Linked DNA regions of Mus musculus: region 1 is linked to region 2. Evidence: chromatin loops called from intact Hi-C (ENCODE). Cell type or tissue: left cerebral cortex. All regions are shown on one strand. Links, peaks and the distances in the headings refer to the core of each region. The heading gives the core; the rest is flanking DNA. Region 1 holds the start of Sox13 (SRY (sex determining region Y)-box 13). Region 2 has its middle 69 kb from the start of Sox13.

Region 1 (12,171 bases), core at 1,961-9,960, 70 kb before region 2:
TACCTTCACACAAGGCTTCCTGCCAGCCTCTTAACCTTCCTTCCCCACCCCACCCCACCCCTCAAGACACAGGCTGAGAACCCAGGCCTCCCTGGGTTGGTAGAATGACTTCAGACTTCTTCAGTAGAGCTCTGAGGAGGGAGGGGTGGTTTGGCCCACAGAAAACTTGCAGGGAGAGCCAGATCCCTCTGGTCTAATCAAACTGCACCAAGGCCAAAGCTATAAGGCTGGCAAGTCCCTGACTACACCTCAGTCAGTACTGTTGAGTGTTTCAGGGGCCCCTGGGCTGTTACAAAGTGGTCTGGCCCAGCCTCAAAGGCCCCTTGTCCTGTGATGGTCACCCGCCTGGCAGGAAGCCCCTTTCAGCACCCAACTCCTCCAGGTCTCTCATGGAATGGTCCATTCCTTTCTGTCTCACCGGCAAATTGCAATATATCTTAAATCCTTTCATTCTGATTTTTAAAAAAGTAACTACACTTCTAATGCTACTTTTAGACACTGTGGCTCAGTGCTATGCCTAGCATGGTCAAGCAAGGCACTGGGGTCCTTCCCCAGCACAGAAAAAAAGATAAAATGAACCACAACTTTAAAAAAAAGGAAGAAGTCAGCAATGGCCGCGGGCCTCAGAAGGGCCACCGGGATACTGGGGCTTCCCGCTCTCCCTGCGGTGCCCCGGGCCTATCGGGACAAAGGGAGCCCCCACATCAGCTGCCCCCTTCACTGGTCACACCTGGACCCCAAGGCACCTGCCTCGACCCAACTCCGCGCAGGCGCCGACCCCTTGTCCTCTCGAGGGGCGGGGCGGCCCACAGGAACCGGTTCTCCGCCCGGCCGGTTCCGCAGGCAGGAGGCGGGGTGCTAGGAGGACAGGCCGGCCGCCTTGGGGCGGGTCCCCAGGGAGCCAGGCCTGGCGGGGACTCCAGACCCAAACACCAGGGGCCAGGCGCCAGCGGAGAGCCCTGGACTGCCCCTTCCCTTTCTTCTTTCAAGCCAGAACACTGAAACCTTACCTAGGACCTGTCCTTACAAAGCACGGGAGAGGGGCAACGTAGAGGGAGAGCCCAATGCTCCTTTCCAATCCCTGCCCCATCCCCACGGGCAGTTTACCAGGCTTACTGCTAAGGCCAGTGGGAGTGGGATGTGGGTTTCTCTCTGTGGTTCCCAATGCCAGGTTTGCAGCTTCTCAGAGACCAGAAGGGCCTAGCTGGATAATATGACTTAGGAAAAAGGCAGCAGACATTGTCCCCACTTCTCCCTAGTCTTGTATCCCATAAGCTTCTGCCCCTTCAGTATCTGGAACTCTTCTAACTGGTCTGGTACCAGGCCACACACTACATAGCTTTAGCTGTGGCTGGCTTTTGAATGGAAGCAGGGAAAGGAGCCACTTCCTCCCCTCCTGCCCTCCTGCCCTCGCAGCCTATAGGTCTGATTACAACCTAGCACTTTCTCTGGGACTTGGGGTCCTTGACAGTATCACAGCCCGACAGTCCTAGGGGTCCCCAAGCCAACCCAAAGCCACCAAAGCAGAGAGGTCTTCTTAAAACTGGGAAAGCCTCGTACCAAGCCTGGGTCATGAGGGCCAGAAGTCCAGAGGAACAGGGTCTCGTTGGCATAGAACAGGGTCATGTAGGATGCATCTGTATTGTAAGAAAGCATGGTGATACACATCCCCTTCAGGGACAGTGGCAGAGGGTGGAGGTGGCCTTGCCCAAATGGCAAATAATGAATCTCTAAGATAGGTCTTTGGGAGCACGAAGGTCAACAGAGAAGGAGCAGCATTCAGATCATGCCTGCTGCCTGCATCAGGGAGACTGTAGGTGCTAGTTCTTCATCTGGTGACAGGAGTTCTGACAGCAACCCAGGGCATTTTAGGAAGGGGACTAGCAAAGGGTAGGAATGGCAGCAAGTGCAGGCAGAAACAGGCCCTCCTAAGCAAAAGGAAAATAACTCCCATTCAAGGTGGCAGCCCTCCCTGCACAGAGGCCTTTGCAAACACTCAGCTTCACCCATCAATGTACTGAGGAGAGGGGTGCAGGACAGGGGTGTGGATTCCCCTTACCACGGCATTAGCTTCCTGAAAGCACACCTAAGGTAGCTCAAGAAAGGCCACCCCAAACCTCCAGAGAAAACCTTAGTGTGTGAGCCCTCAAGGGCAAGACCCATGGGTGTCCAGGAGGAGCACATGCAGCTACCAACAGCTACCTAGCAGCCTTACAGCCCAGGGGCCTCAGCAGCTCTAAGAGACAGATCTTCTCTGGGCCGTTGTCTCACCTCATGGACCAGAAACAGGACATCTGCTCTACCTAAGTCCTTCTCATACGACACACAGTTCCCAAATCTGTTTTTATTTGTTTGTTTCTTTGTTTCTTTGTTTATAAAGCAAAAAGACCCTGTTGGGCTACTTCCCATGTGCAAATAAGGCTGCAGGGTGGACCTGAGGTTGGCAACATCTCTTCATGATTCCTGGTCCTGGTGCTTCTGAATTATACACACACACACACCCCTCCCCTCTGGTTTCTCCTGAACTCCACATGTTCCATGCTCCCCTCCCTACAAGTATGTCTCCATGTGGACATATGTAAAGTGGAGGCCATCTCTTTCTTTGACCTCCACACAAATACAGTGCCACAAGTCCCTACCACTAACACACAAACACTAAATAAATAAGTGTAATTAAAAATTTTTAAACAAACATAAAAAACCTTCTACATGTACACATCTAACTGCACCAGATTGTATCATACATGTATCAGTGTGTGGACACATATCAGCTTTTCCTGTACTTTCTCCAGGTTTTAAGGTGTTCTGTTAAAAGTATTTTGGGGGTTGGGGCATTGTTGATATGTGTGCACATGTACTAAATTTACAAAGAACAAAATAAACAACAAAAAAACACAATCTCTCCTCCCTCAGCCATCATTTCCTGCCCTGGGGCAATCGGGATCACTTTCTTTGGTATCAAATCATCTTAAAAAAATCATAAATCACTCTACTCTCCAACGGCTTCCTGTGGAGCTGACAGTAAAATGCAGCCCACCCCAACCCCCAGTCACTCTACCAGGTGCCACCAGCCAGGCTCTGACCCTCCTGATCCTACAGGCTCTTTTCCAACCACCAAGCCGCATACTTGGTTCTGACCTGGGAGGAGGAGAGCATCTGCTGGTGCCTCAGCCTGGAATGCTCCTCTTCCCAGCTGTGTGCAGCTGGATCCTTCTGTCTTCAGGCCTATGCTATCCTGAGTTCTTCCCAGGGCAGTCTTCACTGGCCTCCCAACAAGTCCTCTGCCCTGTGCTCTACCTCCCCACATTGGGTATTTTTTCTCATGGTCTGGTACTCTAATGGTCGGGACCCCCATTAGAAAGCAGCCGCTCTACAACAGGTAGGCAATCCACTTGTCCACCTACTATCACACTGTCTAGCCCAGGCCCGGCAGGAGATTGGCATATTCCTTCCACAAGTTTCTGTTAAGGAATGAAGCAGATGTTTTAAACTTTGCATCTGCAAACCGCCTACTTGCAGGACCTTCCCAACACCAAGTTTTCCCACACTGGCCACCCACCCCCAGCCCCCATGCCTGGTAAGGGTCAGAAGGTCAGGGAAGGAAGAAAGGGGTGCCCCTGGATCTCCCCTCCCTGTGCTATGCCGCAATAAAGACAAGAACCTGTGTCTCCCCTACATTCCGAGTAGCCTCTCCAACTGTCACTGTAAAGTTGGAGGTGACAGCTCTCATTTATCTAAGTCTCAGATGCAGTATGCTTGGCAGCCAGGCTAGCTAGGCTAGGTTCTCAAGTGAGCCCCAGCAACAGGAAACAGATCCTACCCTGGGAACAGAACCCTCTAGGGCAGGCAGTCTGCCTGGCCCACCTGACTTCCCCTGAGCCCCAGACACCTGGGATCCTCTTAGTGAAAATCCACCCAGTTCTCTGAGACACAAATGCACATCCAATCCTGGGTCTGCAGCACAGACCAGGGTGTCCAGGGAATACCCTTTCAAAGACATTTCCTTCCTGGGGCTGTTTCCAGGGAGAATGCTACATGGTGTGAAGATTAATTTTTAAGAGGAAAGAAGGAAGGGAAGAAGGAAGGAAAAAAGTACTCAAAAAGGTTGAAGCAGGTAAGTAACAAGAAGGTAAGTTTGGGTAGATCAGAATCCAGAAGAGGTAGGAAGGAGAGTGAGGTCACTTCCTCCCCATAAGTGATAATTACTAAAATCGATCAAACGGACACAATCACAAAGATTGTGGGCTCTATACACGGTCCTTTAAATTATAATGGCCCAGGTTGGAGATACTGCTCCGTGGTAGTCACTTCCCCAGTATGAACTAGGCCCTGGGCTTGATAATACTGTTATTACAGTAAGGACAATAGCTAGCTGGGCATGGTGTCTGTGCCTTTAATCCCAGCACTCAGGAGACAGAGGCAGAAGAATCTGAGTTCGAGGCCAGCCTGGTCTACAAAACAAGTCCCAGAGCGGCCAGAGCTACGCAGAGACCCTGTATTGGAAAACAAACTAATAGTAACAACAATAATAGACGTAAATATGATTAGTAATAAGAAACAACAGCTAACTTCCCAAATGCACACACTGAATACAGTACCCAAGATTTCCTGCATGTTGAGCTAGAGCTCTTCCACTAAGTTACATCCCGACAACAAAAGCTAACAGTTGCCGAGCATTTATTTACTTTGTGCCGCATGGCGCTGAGATTGCCTTTAGACTTTTCATCCTTAAGACCACCCCCACGAGGTGGCCACTGTCAGAATTTAACCTCACTATACAGATAAGTAACCTGAGCAAGGGAGGTGGGTCAAATTGCCTTCGGTGGCACCACCAGCGGCTGCACTACTGTACAACTCCAGCTTAGCTTCCTGGTTCTAACTACAAGGCTATCTGGCGTTCCGTGGTACAGGCCTTCCAAACCAGCATCCTTCAAACCATCAACATACACCAGCTTCAAAGATAGAAGCACAGATCCGCCCTTTTTTTAAACTGAGAAAGTACAGGCGATGTTTGGACATCGCCAGGATCAAGCGACCCATCTCGGTCAAGAACAAGACCCAAGTGTGTTGAATCTAGCACACAGTGAGGGACTTCCTACCGCATCAAGAAGTTGGAAACAGGGTCTCTGGGAACCTTGCTCGGAGTGGCAGCATCACTGACTGACTGCCTTAGGTCAGACCCCTCTGCCAGCGCCAGCGCTAAGGCGCCGGGCCCGGAAATTCCCACAGAGCTAAAGCAAACTTCCCAGGAAAACTCCTCAGTTTCCTCTAAGCTCTTGTCACGGAGATGCTGCCAAGAGCGCCAGCTGCTGGGGACCCTCCCAGGCTAGAGCCACCGCTCAAGCGCCCGGGGTCCTCCCGGAATGATCCAAGGCTGAAGTTCAAAATTCACGTCCAGCCCAAGCCGGACCCCCGGCCTCGCCAAGGACTCTGGGACAGCTCCCACTCTCCGTGCCTTTCCCCCCCCAGCTTCAAGTAATGAGGCACCTCCTGCCAGGACATGTAGGTTGGTTGCGGGGAGATCCCGCGGGCGACCCTAGAGCTCCTGGGGAATCTGAGCAGCCGCAGCTGGCGCGTGCAAACACACGCACGCACACACACACACACTCGCGTGAGTGTGTGTTTACGTACCGAACGTGGGATGGGAAAACAATGGCGAACCGCTGGGACTACGCGACCACCCCCCACCCCCATCCCATCAGTCCTGTGATCAATTTATTTCTACAGTGAAAGGGGCTGAAAGGCGCTTCTCCGACACTCCACCGTGGGACGCAGGGGTGGCAAGGGGCAGGCTGGAGTGAAGAGCAGCAAGGGCTGAAAAAATGGGAGGCGGCGCCCGGCTGGTCCGCGGGGAATGAACCGGAGCCGTGGGAAGGGCGCGCGCTGAACCCCGGCTGCCCAATGCACCCCGGGACCGGAGCTCCGCGTTGCGGGTACCCGAGCCCCACGTGGGGCTCGCACGGGGACATCTAAGCTCAGGCTGGGAGTGCTTAAACTGGGAGCGTTGGTCAGGCTGGGGCGAAAGACCTAAGGCCGGCGGGTCGCAAAGGGCGGGCGGGTAGAGGACCCCCGAAGCCCGGCTCGCGTGGCGCGCGCACGCCACCCCCAACGGCCTGTAGCCACTGCCCTCCAAAAGGACGCGGGATCAGCGCGGCGCCACCGGCCGGCGTTGTGAGGGGTCTGGTAGGATCGGCTCCGCCTGGCAAAAACTTTGCCCAAGATGGAAAGTCGCGCGGCAGAGAGCCAGCGTGTCCCTAGGAACGCGGGGGCGCGCGTGTCAAACTTCGCGAGGCTGGGGTGATGGGGCGCGCGGCGCGAAGGGGCGCACTTACTAATCGGTCGGGCGCGGGCCCGGGGTCGCAACTCCGCGCTCCGGCTTCTGCTCAGTGCGTCCCGGCAGCCAGCAGCCTGGCCTTCCCGCTCACATGCCCCGGCAACGCGGCGGGCAGCGGGCCGGGGCGGCGCGGCCGGGCGGAGGCACGCCCCCCGCCGTGGGCTGGAAGCGCTCAGGACCCGCGGCCCGCCGGGCTCCGCTGGCCACGGTCGCCGAGCTGAGGACGGGTCGGGCGGCGCCCTCCTCCGAGCCAGGCCGCTCGGCACTCTGCCCTCTGCCCCCGGCTGGCCGCCGCCGTGTTCCCTTCCGCAGTCCGGCTCCCGGACTCGCGGCCGCTGCGCCCGCCAGGCCGGCGGGCAGTGCGCTCTGCTCCTCCGCGCAGCTCCGAGCCCGCTGGGTCCAAAGCCAGGGCCTCCGAAGCTGAGCGCGCCGCCTCGGCCTTCGACCTCCGCCGGCCGCTCCGGAGCTCGGCTTCCAGGAGCCGCGCTCGTACACTTCAGTTCCCAGGCGGGACTGGAGCAGGGCGCTCGCCGCTCGCTTCTGCGAAAGCCACTCCGACAGCCTCCGAGGAGAAAGAGGGAGGGAGGGAGGGAGGGCGCGAGCGGGCGGGGGAGGAGGGAGGGTGTGGAGATGGAGGAGGGAGGGACAGAGCTTCCTCCTCCTCCTCCTCCTCCTCCTCCTCCTCCTCCTCCTCCTCCTCCTCCTCCTCCTCCTCCTCCTCCTCCTCCTCCTCCCAGCAGCTGGTCCAGCCAGGCCTCAACAGCTGGAGACCTGTGCTGGGAAGGGGACAGCAGAGGTTCTCCAGAGTGAGACCTGTGGAGATGTAGTGACCCACTGGATAGAGAAAATAGGGGGAGGAAGGTGAATTCTGCCTAGTCCCCTCGACCCAGGTTTGAGAGTTACTATGGGGAATTTTCATTCCTTTTAACAAGTCCAGTTCACAGCCTCCTCCAGAGACCCGAGATTGAACTTTATTTTTCTCACTGGTAAATCAGACTGGCCTCGAACTCACAGAAACCTGCTTGGCTCTGCCTCCAGGGTGCTAGGATTAAAGGCATGCTCCTTGAGAACTGCCCTTGGAGCTGGGAGTGGCTCATGCCTATAATACCTGGGAAGCTGAGGCAGGAGGATCTCAATTTGAAACCAACCTGAGGGCAAGGAGAGACCTGCTTTGATGCGATCAGATCTCTGACAGCTTCCTAATGTCTAGCCACTCCCTAGCCCTGTCCTTTTTAGAATTTCTCCAACAAGTCCTTCCTTTCTTCCTGCCCCGTTTAGGAGGAAGGTTTGTTTGAAGAAGGGTTTCTCCTCATTCGGCCCATCTATTAAATGTCTACACCAAACCTGACCCAAGCAGATGCCAGGGATCACCAAGATGAATGACACAGTGGCAGCCCTTTCTGGATTCCCATGTTGTGAAGACTCTAATTCTACAAAGTGCTAGAGCCATAGGGTCTACCAAGGATGCTAAGCTATGGGGACTTGGATCAGAGTCTCCTTAGAAAGGCCACAGTTTGAAGTACGTCTTGAAGACCTGTGGGAGCAGGGCTGGTTGAAGGAACGCCCATTGTGGGACTGTATGACCCTCTCCCTCTCGAGTGGTGGCCAAGCAGGAAGCTTCCACAGGATGCATGCATTTCATCAGTCCCTGCTTCCCTGCCTGGGTGACAACTCTTCCATAGTCTTCTGTCTTTTGGGTCTCTGTCTGGTACCAGCTTCTCAGGCAATCTTTGAGGATCAAATCATGGCCAGGAGCTCCATCCATGGGCTCTGAGAACCCCACAGGTCATTTGCCTGTCTACACTGTGACATTGAGATGGTAAACTCTTTGGGACAGGGAGGGATGTGCCTCTTGTTCATGGTTAGATCCTATGTGTCTAGATGGGACTTGGCAAAGAGGAGGCCCATAATACATTCGTGTTTATCAGTTAGCTCTTTACAAAGAAAGGGGTTCTAAGCAGGGCTCTGGTGCAATCAGTGTAGCTGAGGTACAGAGGTTGGCCAATGAGGAGCTTCAGAAGGAAGGATGAAGACCTGAGCCAAGGTAGGGCTAGAGTGTGGGAAAGCAGATGGGAAAGGCCAATGGTAACTGTTGAGGGTATGGTTTTAGGGAGACTGGGTGGGATCATTTCAGAAGCCAGGAAAGAATTATCCAAGGGCCACCTTCTTTCTCTCCTCCCAGACAGCATGTCTGTGCACCCATATCTTGTGGTTTCCCTCTGGCCCCTGGTCAGCTTCAGTGGTGCACTTCTCTGTGGGCCCCTCCCTGTCCCTGCCATTAGCTACAGCAGATGGAGACAGACAAGAATGGAGTTTGAACTGGGTGTGCAGTTACTCTCCTTTAACCCCAGCCTCAGGAAGCAGAGGCAGGTAGATCTCTATGAGTTTGGAAGTAGCCTGATCTACATAGTGAGACACTGTCATCATCATCATCAACAATAATAACAGCATAATAAGTTAAGACAAAATAAAAACCTTGGCATCTCTAAAAACAACAACAGGGAGCCTAGAAGTGCATGCTCCTGTCTCCATCACTCACCGCCTGGCAGTTCATTTCTAACACAGCCCTCCCAGTCACTGCCACCAAATTAAGCTATGAAGTGTCTGCTGCTGACATGGCACTGTTTTCCCATAAAATGTCTGGTGCCACCTTACTGACTTTGTGGCACCAGTATCCTTGGCATCATTTTAGATGTGGGGGGTGGGCAGCTAGAGACAGTAAGTGGAGGGAGGAAACTAATGAAGGATGCTAGGTCTTTCTTATGACCACACCATCAAATGTATACCTCTAATATCAAATGCATACCTTGTAATACTCATTCTGCACCCCCACACTCCAGAATATTCTCCAGCCTTGCAGCATGTTCTTTCTCAGCCTCCCTTGTTTATGTCTTCCCTAAGCACCATCTCGAGGGGCCTGTTCTTCTGAGGTGTTCTCCCATGCCCCACTTTCCTGCCTGTCTACCTTCTATCCTAAGATGAAAAAAAAATATTTTGAGACAAGGGCTCATATAGCCCAGGTTATCCCCAAACTCTATAGGCCGAACTTGAATTTCTGGAACTCCTGCTTCTGCCTCCCAAGTGCTGAGATTAGAAGAGGATCACAACATGGGAAGGTTTGTGCGGGGCTGGGGATGGAAACTAGGTTCCTCCTGCATGCTATTGCAGCACTCTACCAACTGAGCCACACCTCCAGCCCCCCAAGACAAAATTTTATCTGTTTTCAAAATGTTGAGTACTGTTATTGGGTCCAAACTCAAACACCAGGTCAATCCACGTGACAAAAATGAATTGAAATCAAGCCACTACTGACTCGGGGAGCTGAACTGTGACCCTGAGCCACAATGCTTCAGAGCTTTTTAAGCCTGAAAACCCACAAACATCTGAGCAGAGTTACAGTTACGTTTTTCAACCAATGAGGATTTAGGGATGGAGTTTTCTTTATGTGATTGGTCTGTGTCAACCAATGCAGAATGTAGGTTTTACAGTTCAACCAATTAAGTCTGTTTGTTCTTTTGTAGTTAGGAGCAGTCATTATGTTTGGGGGAGTAAAAGATGAATAATGGAAAGTGGTCAGCTATTAGAAAGTCCTCAGCTTTCCTAGGGCCTGGGAACTTTAACTTAGTTTCACTGTATGATTAAAATGGAGTCTAAAAACAAAATGGCAGTGCTTAGGACAAGTTCCTTTCACTCATTCCCGACATTACAATGTATCAATGACTCACCTAACCTCTCCACACCACCTGTGATTAAACGGTTTAGAAGCTTTTGTGTGCTAGGCAAGCAAAAGTTGCCCTTACTTAACTATATTCCTTTTTTGTATTTGTTTTTAATTTTGAGACAAAGTCACACTAAGTTACCCAGGCTGGCCTTGAATGCATGACTCTTTTCCCTCATAATCAGAGTAACTAGGATTACTAACTCCTCCTAGGACAATCTCTCTCTCTCTCTCTCTCTCTCTCTCTCTCTCACACACACACACACACACACACACACACACACACACACACACCACGGGGAAGAGAGAGAGAGAGAGAGAGAGAGAGAGAGACTGACTCTACCACCACCACAGACCTATTATATTTGGGTTATCTAGAATCACAGAAGTTATGGAATGCCTCTATATATTAAAGGAAATTATTGGAATGACTTACAGGCTTCAGTCCAACTAACACAACAATGGTCAGCTGTGAATGGGAAGTCCAAGAATCTAGTACTTGCTCAGTCCCACAAGTCTACGTGTTTCAGCTGGTCTTCTGTAAAAGCTGGAATCCTGAAGAAGTAGGTTCCAACAGATGTGCTGGCAGTAAGTGCAAGCAGGCAAAGAAAAATGAACCCTTCATTTTTTAAAATTGTTCTTATGTAGGCTCCCAGCAGAAGATATGGCCCATAAAAAGTGTGTACCACCACACTTGGATTTGGAACTTGATATCCCAGGCTGGCCTTGAACTCAAATCTGTTTGCCTCTGTCTCCTGGGATTAAAGGTGTATATTACATTACCTGAGCCTAAGCTTTTCATAGCCACTATGCCTCATGATCTGGATCAAAAGTATGTGTCATTCCATGTCAAGATCTGGATCACATGTATGCCCTCCATTTCTGAATTATAGTTCATTCTAGATGTAGTAAAGTTGACAATAGCCACCACACCAACTAATGGTACCACAGCCCACCCAGTGTGATTCAAGGCAAATACCTAACCACCATCCTGCCTTCTTCCTGTCTTCCCATCTCACAGATTTAGTGAGTGGCATTGTTCTTCCTCCAAAAACCTATCCCAGCCCATCCATTTCTCTGTTATCACCTTCCCATCCTAGCAGGGATAAACCAGCAGTCTCCCTGCTTCTGCGGCCACCTGCTTACCTCCACTTGACTTTGATATTTGTCCCAGAAGATAACACTCAAACTGGTAAGTAACTTCATTATTTGCTTCGGTAAGTTTTTGAAAATAATTGACCTGAAAATTGACTGTATAAAATGTCACCTTTTTCAATAATTGTTTTACTATGAAAACTGACTTAATCTCCCCTTCTCACGCCTTCTATTCCTTCCTTCTTTCTTTCCTTCTTCCTTCCTTCCTTTCTTCCTTTCTTTCTTTCTTTCTTTCTCTCTCTCTCTCTCTCTCTCTCTCTCTCTCTCTCTCTCTCTCTCTCCTTATTTCTTTATTTTTGAGAGAGGATATTTCTATGGACTCCTGGAGTTTGCTATATAGACCAGGCTGGCCTCAAACTTACAGAGATCTTCCTGCCTCCACCTCCTGAATGACGGGATCAAAGGTGTATACCACTATTACCAGCTCTCTTTGTGTCTTTTAATCCTATCCAGTTATGTCTCAATGTATGTTTAATCTCAACCAGAGGGCCATATGGGAAGATGACTAAATGACTGACTTCAAACCCTAGACATTTATTCTTACCAGAGCTTCCCCAAACTTCATCTTTTATAGATCAGACTCCTTGTCATCATCTGATATAACTGAAAGTTTTATCATCCTCCCCCTAACCCTAACCCTAACCTGAAATAACGGCTCTAAGACTGAATCATTATGAATAATTGCCTAGACCAAACAATAATTGTTCTCTGCCTAGCTCATAACTTAATTACCCATTTATTCTATTCTATGAGTGCCATGAGGTTGGTTACCTGGTCCTCGGTTTCATGTGACTGTCTCCTCCAGTGCGCTCAGGCAAATCTTCGCACCTGACGATTTCTCCAAATCCTATCTCTCTCTATCAGATGTCCCACCTTCTAATCCTGCCTCAGCCATAAGCCTTTTTATTGACAGATGAAGCTTCCATACATTGCACAAGAAACTATTTCTGCATCTTACCATTAG
Region 2 (12,171 bases), core at 2,377-10,376:
TTCTAATCAGCCCTTCTCTGTGTCCTCAAAAGGCAGGACAGAAAGACTGAACTCCTTGGTCCTCTCCTGACCAGGATCTCAATCCTGCAGAGCCCATACTCGTAGCCTCATTTAATCTTAAGTACTTCCTTGTTCCAAACACAGTCACACTGGGGGTTATGACCCAGGAACGGGAGGGAGTATGACTCAGTCCACAGCACCTTGTTCCGTTCACATCCTTGTTGCACACCAAGTACATTTATTTCATCCAACAGCCCTCAAAGTGAGGGCCCCTTTTAAGCTCAGCCCTGGAGTCCAAAGGCTCATGTCAGCTAGGGACGGTGAGAAAGAAGTGTAAGCTTGTAACTGTCGCTGCGAATCTGCTCCCAAGGAGGAGCCCTGGCTCAGCTGGCCTCCTGAATTTTGGAGCCTGTCATGGGGCAGAACGTCCTTATCTCAGAATGGCCAATAAGGGGAGAGTAGGAGACAGAGAGAAAGAGACAGGGTATGTGGGTATCAAGTGAGCAGTATCCTATAATTCTTTTCAATTGCACCCCACAACCACCACCAATGATCTAACACTTTTCAGCTATGCCTGACCTCATCAAGATGATGCTGCCTCCTACAAGCACCATGGGCTAGGGGCCAGAGCCCTTGGTGGTGGTGGAGAGCTGGGGAGAATGAGGTGGAGGAAGTGGGTAGGTTGGAATTAACAAAGCCAGAGACAAAATCATTCTCCATCTATGAATATGTGAAGTCCGAGATGTATAGGAGTCATTTGCATTCCCCAAAAGAAAAAAGTAAAATGAAGCAAAGACCCCAGCCATCCCAGGTGCATTCTGCTGGATGGTATGGTTCATGGGCAATTCTCTTTGGCTTGATGCTGCCTTTCAGACTGGACAGCGGTCTCCTCCACAGCTCAGCCAGGTAGGTCTACACTCCAGAAACACGACTGGGTAGCATCTCACTGCTAAGGGACCATTTAAAGCTTTAGACCAAGTCTATCTTGAAACTAGAGCAGTAGCTTCACCCTGGACATCAAGAAGGTAGCTCTGATGCCCTCTTTAATCTTTTACTTATTATTATTATTTATTTCTATGAATTTAAGTTTGTACCACATCCGTGTAGTGCCTGTGGAGGCCAGCAGAGTTGGATCCCCTAGGACTGGCATTTCTAACAGTTGGGAGCTTGCCATGTGGTGCTGGCAATCTAACCTGGGTCCTGTAGAAGAACAGTGCCTGTTTTTTTTTTTTTTTTTTTTTTTTTTTTTTTTTGGATTTTTGAGACAGGGTTTCTCTGTGTAGCCCTGGCTGTCCTGCAACTCACTCTGTAGACCAGGCTGGCCTCGAACTCAGAAATCCACCTGCCTCTGCACAGTGCCTGTTCTTAATAGCTGAACTGTGTTTCCAGCCTAGCCCTCTCCTCCTCCTCTTCCTCCTCCTCCTCTTCTTCTCCTCCTCCTCCTCCTCCTCCTCCTCCTCCTCCTCCTCCTCCTCCTCCTCCTCCAACTCCTCCTTCTCCTTCTTCTTTTTTCCCCCTTAAGACTAGACTTGTAGCTCAGGCTAGCCTTGAACTCACCACATAGTTGAGGTTAACCTCAGACTTCTTGTCTTTCTGTCTCCATCTCCTGAGCGTATGCCATCATGCCACCATGGCTTGTTTATGCAAGCCTAAGGGTAAAATCCAGGGCATCATGTACCCAGGGCCACATGAAGGCAAGCTCTCTTATCACCACACTAAATAGCCCAACCTGGTCTTGAACTCATGATCTTCCTGCCTCTGCTCCTAAACTGGAATTATAAACATGTGTTACTGTTCTTAAGTTTTTTGAATCGTCCCTTGTCTGAAGCACACCTTTAATCCCAACACTTGGGAGACAGAGACGGGCAGATCTTTATGACTTTGAGGCTAGCTTGGTCTACACAGTGAATTCCAGGATAACCAAGACTACAGAGTGAAACCCTATTTCAAAAACAAAAACAAAACAAAACAAAACAAAACAAAACAAAAATAACAACAAGAAAACACACTTGGCAAGCTTGCTAACACATGCCTTTAATTCCCTTACTCAGGAAGCAGAAACAGGAGGATCTCTGTGAGTTGGAGGCCAGCTTGGTCTATAAAATGAGTTCAGACATCCTGGGCTCTTGTTACACAGAAAAACCCTGTCTTGAAAAACCAAAAGGGGGCTAGAGAGATGGCTCAGAGATTAAGAGCACTGACTGTTCTTCCAGAGGTCCTGAGTTCAATTCCCAGCAACCATATGGTGGCTCACAACCATCTGTAATAGGATCTGATGCCTTCTTCTGTGTCTGAAGACAGCTACAGTATACTCATATAAATAAAATAAATGAATTTTTATAGAGAAGAAGAAGAAGGAGGAGGAGGAGGAGGAAGAGGAAGAGGAGGAGAAGGAGAAGAAGAAGAAGAAGAAGAGGAAAAAAGAAAATGTCTTTTTGTTAAAAAGAAAAGAAAAAAACAAAAGAAAATACACATTGAAGTATTCATTCATGAAGTAGCACCCTATTTCTTTGCACCAAAAACTGTAGCCAGTGGGGTGTGGGTGTGTACATAAGAGAGAGGAATGGGTTCAGTATCCGGAACCAAGGGGGAGGGACGGGTGCCTAAAATCTCTGTCAGCAAGCTATAGACCTAGAAAAGCAATGGTGTGGCTCTAGTTTTAGTCTCAAGGCCAGAGTAGCAGAAGAGACAAATCTGTGAAGTCAGGTCCAATGGTCAAAAGTTTGAGGACTGAGAACCAGTGAGTTAAAGTGCAAAGGCAGGTGATGCAGCCAGTATGGTGTGCTGGTGGGAGTTGGTGGGAGGACCCTAGTAGGAGGACCCTCCTTCTCAGTCCTTTGTTCTCTTCAAGTTTTTAGTCAGTGAGGTCCACTCCTGCAGTCACCGTCATTCAATCATGGTTTTTATTTCTGTTATTTGGTCTCTGTGTCCTTGGCAGGTACTTCATTGCCGACCACTCCCCCCAACCTTCCCTCAGCCTTCTAAGTGATGTGTTAATCTCTTCTAATAACACATCCAGAATAGTGTTTGACCAAGTGTTTAGGCACTTCCTGTCCCAGTCAAGTTGACAACACATTAAAAATCAACCATCAGCCGGGCATGGTTGCGCACATCTTTAATCCCAGCACTTGGGGGACAGAGGCGGGCGAATTTCTGAGCTCGAGTTCGAGGCCAGCCTGATCTACAGAGTGAGTGCCAGGACAGCCAGGGCTACACAGAGAAACCCTGTCTCAAAAAAACCAAACCAAACCAAACCAAAAACAAAACAAAACAAAACAAAAACAATCATCAGAGGCTCATACAAGGAGGTAAGTCCTAACAGGGTTTATCCTTCCACAGCACGCTTTGAGTGTAAAGATGCTCTGTGTGTGTGTGTGTGTGTGTGTGTGTGTGTGTGTGTGTGTGTGTCTGTATGTGTTAGTCAGATGACAAATAGAAGCGAATTGCTAGATTGCCACCCAGTACACAGGAATTATGTCACAGGAGAATCTTGCTAACATGTAAATCCCTTCCAGGAGTGGTGGCATAAACCTATATAGGCAGCATTCAGGGGACTGAGGCAGAGTAATGACAAGTTCGAGTCCAGCTGGGCTTCTTGGTGAGCTCTTGTCTTAGGGGTTGGTTTGGGAGCAGATGCAGGTAAGGCATTTCTGAGGAGCCTGTGGGTACCTTTTTCTCACAGGGAGAGGCTGGAGCTGAGAGCACAGACTCAGCATTCGAGCTACCAGCTAAGCTGAAGTTCTGGTTTCCTACCTACTGCAGTCCTGCCCCTCCTCCGTGAGTGCTCACTGTTTTAACACAAAGCCAGGTGCTGGCCAGCAGAGGCACAGGTGTCGTCTGCCTCCCAGGCACTAACACATTGACAAAGCTGGACCTTCTGATGGCAGAGCTTCATGACAGCCTTTGGTTTCTTAGGTTTTTATCAGTCCCTTCCCTTTTGTCTTTTCTTTCTTTCCCTGGTTGTCCGAGAACGCAGTGTGTATGCCAGACTGCCTTGAACTCACAGAGATCCACTTGCCTCTGCCTCCCAAGTGCTGGGATTAAAGGTGTGGCCCACTACACCCTGTTATCAGCGCCTTTCTCCATAGTTTGGTTGCAAGTTGTCGTAGGAAGCTAGAGACCTCAAAGGGGTTGAGCCACATAGAAAATGACCTGAATATGACAATATCCATAGCAGTTAGGTAACGTGAGGCTGCATTAAAGCCCACAGTGAAGCCATACATAATGAATCCCAAGAGACTTGTGTCACTCTCTTCATTGGCAGAGTAGCCATGAGAAAGGAGCGCCTGGGTCAGAATTCCAGGTCAGAGTTTCTGACCACAGAGAGGCTAACACAGTGGGATGTGACTTGGGCAGTCTTGAGCAAAGTCTGGCTGGTCTAGGAGGGGCCAGTATCCTACAACCATGCTTTCCTAAGACTAGAGTTGACTTTGCTGACCCCTTAGGTTTGCTATGGTGTAGCTGGGAAGAGAGGTTGGGAGCTCACAAGGCTAAGGGACAGAAGGGAAGGAAGCTGTGGGTGGGGATCACCGACAGGAGGAGGCAGCAGAGTGGCAGGGTGGGACCCCTTTCTGCTGAAGAGCCAGCAACAGTGAGGCCAAGAATGCCAAGTGGGTCTCTTTAAGGGTTCACTACTTTAGGTAATTGGGTTTCCCAAGTTCTACTTGCCCAGCCCTAATCTCCCACTCTCCATTGTCTTCCACTCTCCGTGGCCCTGGGCAGTCGGAGGGCAGGCGGAAGTGCTGCAAGAGACCCTCTTGGCTTGCTGCCTGGGTCTTCTCCAGCACACACACACACACACACACACACACAAAGCACACAGCCCCGATGGGGCCAGTGCCTTGGGCTTGCAGTGCCTTGGAGCTGGTAGGGCTGGAACTGGGGGAGGAGGAGGGAAGGAAGGAGAGAATCAAACAGAAACCTTCTCATCTTTCTATCAGCAGCCATGCAAGGAATATTGTTCAGCATGGCACAAAAGCGGCACTGAAAATAGCTGCAGCCAGAGCGGGGCTGCCAACCACTGCCTGAGATAACGTCTACTTGGAGACACTGGTGTCTTTGTGGGGCTGTCAGTGTCCCTATTGTTCCCAGAGCCTATTGCCTGGGGAATATTGTTCCCAGCTTTTGTCTCCCTGGTTCACTTTTGTTTGCCTTTACTTACCGTTTCATTCCGCGCCCCTTTGTGCCTCCCATTCCCTCCTTTGTCTGCCCTCTCTAAGCTGCCTGGGGCTGTGGATTGGTGCCCAGGGAGACAATAGGCCCGGCCCCCTCCCAGCCTGCAACCCCACCCCAGCCCAGCTCCTTTCTGCCTCTGTCTCTCCCTAGGGCACCCGAGATGTTCCAAAGGCGAGGCCTCCAGGGAGGGTGGGGTCCAGGCAGCCCACCCCCTACTGGGAACAGAAAGAACCACTCATGGGATATTCGGTTCCAGGGAAAGTCTGAAATGCCTGGCGGGGGCCCTCTCCCAGGATCGCCTATTTTCTTTTTCAAACAAAATAGGTTTTCAGAGCAGCGAAAGGAATAGAGCTCCCCCGCGCTCTTCCTCAGCCCGCTTTCAAGCGCCCCTTTCTGGCGACCAGGGCGCTCGTTTTTCTTGTGCCAGTCGCCCTGATCAAAGCCACTTGTGTTTATTTGCACATTGGAATCCTCCGGCCTCCTGTGACCCGACCCCGCAAGGCGAGCCGTAGGGAAGGGGCCGGGTCCCCCCAGGGTCAGAGGAGCTGGACTGGACGTTGAGTTGGGGGTGGGCAAGAGCAGAATAGCCCCTGGGACGAAGGGGATTTAGTAGGCAGCGGGGGCCACTTTAAGCCTGCGGGAGGCACGGCAGGTGTCCAGCTACAGCCCTGAGACTCAGAGGTTCAGCTAGAAGAAGAAAGGCTGCAGGCTGTGCCCCTAAGTGTGGGACCCTGCGCTCTGGCCAATGCTTTAACAGGAGACCAGCCAGGACTAGAGCCAGCCCCGCAGCCGGAGGCGACTCCGCCCTTTCATTGTTCCTGTCCCAAGGACAATGGGCAAAGCCTCTGGAGAGTCTTTGTTTCAGGAGATGGAAATTGGGTAGGGGATTTCCGGAAAGTCTGACTGGAAGCTAAGCTTGGCTGCTCAGAGCTCGGGGAGGAAGGGGAACAGGAAGGGGAGGGTGCAGTCTGGGGTTAGGGGAAGCTACTAGGAGAGGCCCAGAGGACAGCCAGGTCCTCTCAAATCCCAGACTGCTTTTGATTCCTGCTTTGTCCTGTGCCTACCTCACTTCGCCAGCCATGACTGGCAGGATTCTTAGACTCCAGCAAAAAAGAAGCCCGAAGTACCCGTGCCTACTTTGAAGGCAGGGGTGGAGTGGAATCTGGGTTGTAACCTTGGTGGCCAGTAAGAGTCCCAGTCGAACCAGGGAGGGCATGGTGGCTGGACTCTCCCTTGGCACTTCCAGGAGAGCCGTATACAAAAGTTTATACAGGAAACCCTAAAGCAGGGGGACATGGGAAGGATACAGGGACACATCAGAGGTCTTAAGTCCATTTCTGGGCCCTTCATCAGCTTCCCCACCCCACAACTCAAAATGGTGTGTGTCTTCAGACATGTGGGTGTGACACCCCCTGCCCAATCTGGCCTGTGTGTGAAACTACTGGGCATATACCCTTTGTCCCCTGCCCACACATCAGTGAAACCGGAGTTCCTCAGGGACAGACCCATTGTCCATAGGGCTCACTACAGGTGACCAGTGCTAGGACTCCATAGTCCAGGAAATGAAGAGTTGAGTTAACTGACAATCACTCCTGCCAAGTCTTCAATGGCATTTCAAGTTTGACATAGTCAATGATTTTGATGTTTAGTGTTTTATCCATTTTACAGCTACTGATTTGATCTCTGGAAATAGCCACTGGCCAAGAAAATCAAAGCATCTAACTAGAACAAAGTTGAGAAGTGGGAAGTGAGCTGGTAGTGGAGGCCACAGCGGGTCGGAAGCTCTGTTGTAAGGCAACATCTGGGGTGGGGAGCATGGCTCAGAGGTGGAAAGTAGTCCAGTGTGCACAAAGCTCTGGGCTCGGTCCCCAGCAGCGAATAAACCCTGGAAGCACACATCTATCATCCCAACACTTGGGAGGTAGAAGGAGGAGCATTAGGAGTTAAAGGTCATTTTTGGCTCCATCTCAAAGCCAACCTGGATTACATGAAACCTTGTCTCAAAGGTGGTGGGGAAGGCAGTATACTACTGGGCACGGTGATGGACTCTCTCTCTCTCTCTTTCACACACACACACACACACACACACACACACACACACACACACACACACACACACGAGAAGCCTAGGCAAGAAGATCATTGAATTCAAGACTAGCCTTGACCCTTGACTACATGCAGAGTGTGAGGTCAGCCTGTGCTATCTAGTGAGACCTTGTCTCAGTAACCACCAAAACCCAAATCCAGGGAACCTAGAAAGCAAAGGCAATGCTCAAGAGAACAAAGGTTTTTCTTACAGCTACAGAGGGCAAGTCCGATGTAAGTGGGAGAGGAAGAGTATCTTTTCCATGTGGAGAATGTGGATGGGTTTATGATTATTTGGAGCCTGAGCAGTCATTATGTGAGCAGAGGAACATGGAGTTGCAAAGTGTTGTATTAAGGAGGACCAAACAAAAATAAATGTATGAGTTCCATCATCTAAGGTCAAGTCATCGATCTCTAAAGTTGTTCTTTCTTTCTTTCTTTCTTTCTTTCTTTCTTTCTTTCTTTCTTTCTTTCTTTTTCTTCCTTCCTTCCTTCCTTCCTTCCTTCCTTCCTTCCTTCCTTTCATTCTTTCATTCTTTCTGTTTGTTTGAGACAGGGTTTCTCTGTGTATCCCTCCCTAGGTGTCCTGGAACTCATTCTGCAGACCAGGCTGACCTTAAACTCACAGATCCATTTGCCTCTGACTCCCAAGTGCTGGTATTAATCGTGTGGACCACCATGACCAGCAAATTATTTTTTCTTATGTGAAGTGGAAAAAAATGTATTAGATTAAACCTTTTAATTTGGTGTTTTCTTACGAATCCAACAATGCATTGCTACAATGGTGTATATTTATTGATAGGGGAACACATTTCTTTCTGTTTACTAAATTAGTAGGAAAAAGAAAAGGCTGTCCCATAATTTTCTAGAGCGAGTGGATATTCCTGTGAGTTGTGAAAGTGAGGTCATAGCTGAGCTTGGAGACAGAGACCCAAGAGAATGCACCAGCTGTGTGCCAAGGCATCATCTGAGGTGGCTGGAGAGTGCAGAAGAGGCCCAATCTTGGGTTTTATAAAACGATCAGGAGAGAAGGAATATGTTTGGTGAGTGTGTGGTAAGGTGTGGGGGAAGGGGGTGCCTCTTTGGGCCCTTGCTGAGGACATCCCTTCTCCATGAGGAACCAGCCACAGGATGGCATGGCATCGTATAGAATAGAGTTTATTCAGGGCATGGGGAGGGGAGTTGAGGGGGTAGAGACAGAGAAAGGAAAAGAGAGAGAGAGAAAGAGAGAATGGAGTTTGGCCATGAGTACATGGAGAGAGGGGGAAAGGGAGTGGGGAGAGAGGAAAAGCAGGAATGGGGAGGGAGGCAGAGCAGGAGCAAGAAGGCAAGAGAGAGAGGAGGGGGCAAGCAGCCCCTTTTATAGTGAGTCAGGCACACCTGGCTGTTGCCAGATGACTGTGGGGCAGAGCCTAGACAAAGTGCTAACAACTAGTATTCATTCTTTTCTCAGCTGCTTGGCAAAAGTACCCAGACATAAGCATATTGTAGAAAGGTTTATTCTGGCTCACAGTCTGAGGGCCATCATAGCAAGGAAGGGATGTTGGCAAGAGTTTGAGGAGGCTGGTCACATTGCATTGCACAGTCAGGAAGCAGAGACAGCAAAGCTGGAGGTCAGCTCCATCTCTGGCACCACGTCTGCCTGACTGTGACCATGCTTCCCACCATGATGGTAATGGATTGAACCTCGGAACTGTAAGCCATCCCCAGTGAAATGTTTTCCTTTATAAGAGTTGCTGTGGTCATGGTGTCTCTTCAAAGCAATAGAACACTGACTAAGGCAGATGATGTGCAGCTAACAGCCTGAGGCTCAAAGAGGGGTGAGGAGTAAGGAGACAGGACAACCAACAAACAAAGCCCTGGGAGCTTATCAATATCACAGAGAGTTAGGCCAGAGAGCCCTGGAGACTCTACTAGGACCCAACAGGCATCGGACTCTTGCAACATGATATAAAAAAATGGGTGATTCGCAACAGTACGGGTCATTCAAAATGGTCAACCTTCTTCACATCACGAAAGCTGAGATGCTGGCATAGCTGTCAAGCACAGAAAGGGAAAGGAACAACAGATTTGAAAATTCATAGCCACACTTGAAAACAAGAAAGGGAAGCCTTGAAATTATCAAAGAAGGAAGGCAGATTATTTGCCCAGATGATATAGTCACATTAAAATCAAACCTCATGCCGGGCAGTGGTGGTGCACACCTTTAATCCCAGCACTTAGGAGGCAGAGGCAGGCAGATTTCTGAGTTCAAGGCTAGCCTGGTCTACAAAGTGAGTTTCAGGACAGCCAGGGCTATACAGAGAAACCCTGTCTTGAAAAGAAAGAAAAAACAAAACAAAACAAAAAACCTCACATGGAATGTCAGGTACTCAAACCAATGGAATACAATACTAAAGTGCAGGAAAAAAAATTAATGGACGATTCTGTGCCTGAGTAAGAATCCAAAAATGATACCCGAAGACAGATAAGGATCCAGGAATATTACTATCCCCCGACTCCCATTGGAAGGGTTTGAACATTGGAAGGGGGAACTCCAAAGGAGAGAATGTGGGCTACAGAATGGGACAGAGGGTCCTGTCGGGGTGTGCTGTTATGAAGATAGTGCTGGGACAGGAAGATGCTCAGCCTGTGAAGCGCTTGGTGTGTAAGCTAGGACCTAAGTTCCATCCTTAGCACCCAGGAGAAAAGCCAAGCAAGAGAACACATGCTTGTAATCTCAATATCGGGGAAGCAGACACAGGCAGATTCCGGAGGTCCACTGGCCAGCTATTCTAACCTAATAGGTGAGCCTCAGGTTCCAGAGAGAGAGACCCTCTCTCAAATGAATGAATGAATGAATGTGGCTGGAGGTGGTGGCACATGCCTTTAATCCCAGTACTCAGGAGGCAGAGACAGGCAGATCTCTGAGAGTTCCAGACTAGCCAGGACTACACAGTGAGACCCTGTCTCAAACAAACAAAATAGTCAAAGGAGATGGCTCCCAAGGAATAACACCCAGGGTTGGTTTCTAGCCTCTGCTTGCACACACATGTCCCTATACACACACACATGTGCATAAGAACTCAAATGAAAACGCAAGAAATACTGGGCTATGGTGTGTGGCTCAGTGGTAGAGTTCTTGCTTAGCATGTGCAAGTCCCAGAGATGCATCATCAATACAAAATAGATAGATAGATAGATAGATAGATAGATAGATAGATAGATAGATAGATAGATAGAAGTCCCACAGGAAGCTGAGCTTCCTGATGGGCTTCAGGCTGCCCAGGGCTCTGCTTTGTAGCTTTTCTTTCTTTAAAACCATAAGCAGAAACAGAGATTTCTATTGGGAAGAGGTTGTTTCCCAGTAAAGCTAAGCATCTGGTAGGAAGCTACAAAAGTCTTTTGCCCTCCAAACAAGTCAGGGGGCCGCCCGCAATTAGGGACACTTGTCTTCCAAGCCAGAAGCAATAGGAGAGGTGATGTAATTCTCTGAGGGACAGGAATCACTCTGGACAGTAATCTGATCTGCCCCAGTAGGCAAGGGACTAGAAAGAGTGGCAGCTAATAGCTGCTAATTCTGGTGAGGAGAAATATATGGCATTATGTTCTCAAAGCAAAAACAAAAAAGTGGTGGTGGGGAATGATAGGCTCACTTCATCCTGCTGTTTGAAGTTGAGCATACATTTTTTGCATTTGCTCAGAAGGGCTGATAAACCTCTTCATTGCTTGTTGTAATTGCATCAATCTGATATGGCTAATGCATGAGACCAATGAAGGAGAAGATAGAATTTTGGGGGCTACTGGGATGAAACAAGACACATTCACCATGGAACACAGCTGTCTCGTGCCTCACTGTGTGTGACTACGGTAGAATGTCATGCAACTTGGTGGAAAACTTCACCTTTCAAATGAAATATTGCCAAACAATACTGAGAGCATGAAGGCCGAGTGTGGCCTAGAAGTTGCCATGTAGACCAGGCTGGCCTGGGACCCACAAGGCTCACTCACTTCTGCCTCCTCATCGCTGAGAGTAGAAGCACATGTCACCATACTCTAGTTGGTTTTGTCTTTAAAAAAATTACACTTTGTTTTTTGTGCACATGAATGTATATGGGTCTGGGTGTGCATGCCACAGGGTACATGTGGAGATCAGAAGATAACTCGTGGGGATTTGTTTCTCCTCTCACAATCTGGGCTCCAGGGTTCAAATTCTGGTTGTCAGGCTCAGAAGCAAGTCCTTTACTTACTCCACCACCTAACCAATCAGGTTTTCTCTTTTTAAAACCTACCCTTTATAGCTAGGTATGTGGTTTATGCCTATAATCCCAGCATTTGAGAGTTTGAGTCAGAAAGATTGAACTTTAGGCTAATTTGGGCTACATACATAGTGATAATTATTTGTTGCGTAGCAATTCCTCAAAACTAAAACATTCCATCCTAGAGAGAGGTTCTGTAATTCTCAGGAAGTAAAGTGAACTTATAAGGTTCAGTCAGGAAGCAAACTCAGAAGTCCCAGGAAGTTCCTGAAACTTAAAAGATTCTCAAGCACCCCTCCTCCACCCAAACTCTACTCTATGGTTATATGAGTATTAAGGACAGCTCAGGAGAGGTGGTGTTGACCAGCCAAGCTGTCAGCAAGCTCTACAGAGGAACTCTGGGAATGCAGCTTTCATAAGTCATCACACATGCTCAAAAAGGTTTTCCAATGATGGAACTGCCTTTGAGTCATACATGATCCAGTGAGTAATTTCTTACCCATCCTTCTATAAGTCACCCAGATCAATAATTTGGTTCACCTATTTAAAGTTGGGTGGAATTTGTATTTAATTTGTCACTGTGTCTGATCTTGTGTGAGTCAGATGTCTATTCACAGTTGCCCCAGGAAAAGTCAAACAAACTGTACTCCCTCTGCAGGCAGTGGACAGAGAA

The links. Peaks named below come from ENCODE experiments on the same cell type or tissue, not always from the same donor. Only the 100,000 strongest peaks of a DNase experiment are listed, where the experiment ranks them.
Region 1: it touches region 2 in a loop (4-fold over the local background); 9 of 42 quality-filtered maps call a loop at or near these places.

What each region holds. Positions count from the first base shown.
Region 1 is chr1:133,417,544-133,429,714 of GRCm38, forward strand. Sox13 (SRY (sex determining region Y)-box 13) reads right to left here and starts at 6,669. Exons shown (of 14, transcript NM_011439.2): 1 at 6,333-6,669. In left cerebral cortex, for the core only: a CTCF peak has its summit at 4,622; DNase peaks (open chromatin) are centred at 5,367 and 6,814; H3K4me3 peaks cover 2,910 bases; H3K27ac peaks cover 2,150 bases.
Region 2 is chr1:133,487,537-133,499,707 of GRCm38, forward strand. No RefSeq gene overlaps it. Among named protein-coding and RNA genes, the nearest start is that of Sox13, 69 kb to the left of the region's middle. RefSeq lists an enhancer at 4,333-6,525. In left cerebral cortex, for the core only: a CTCF peak has its summit at 5,409 (motif pointing left); DNase peaks (open chromatin) are centred at 5,021, 5,418 and 5,900; H3K4me3 peaks cover 1,029 bases; H3K27ac peaks cover 1,381 bases.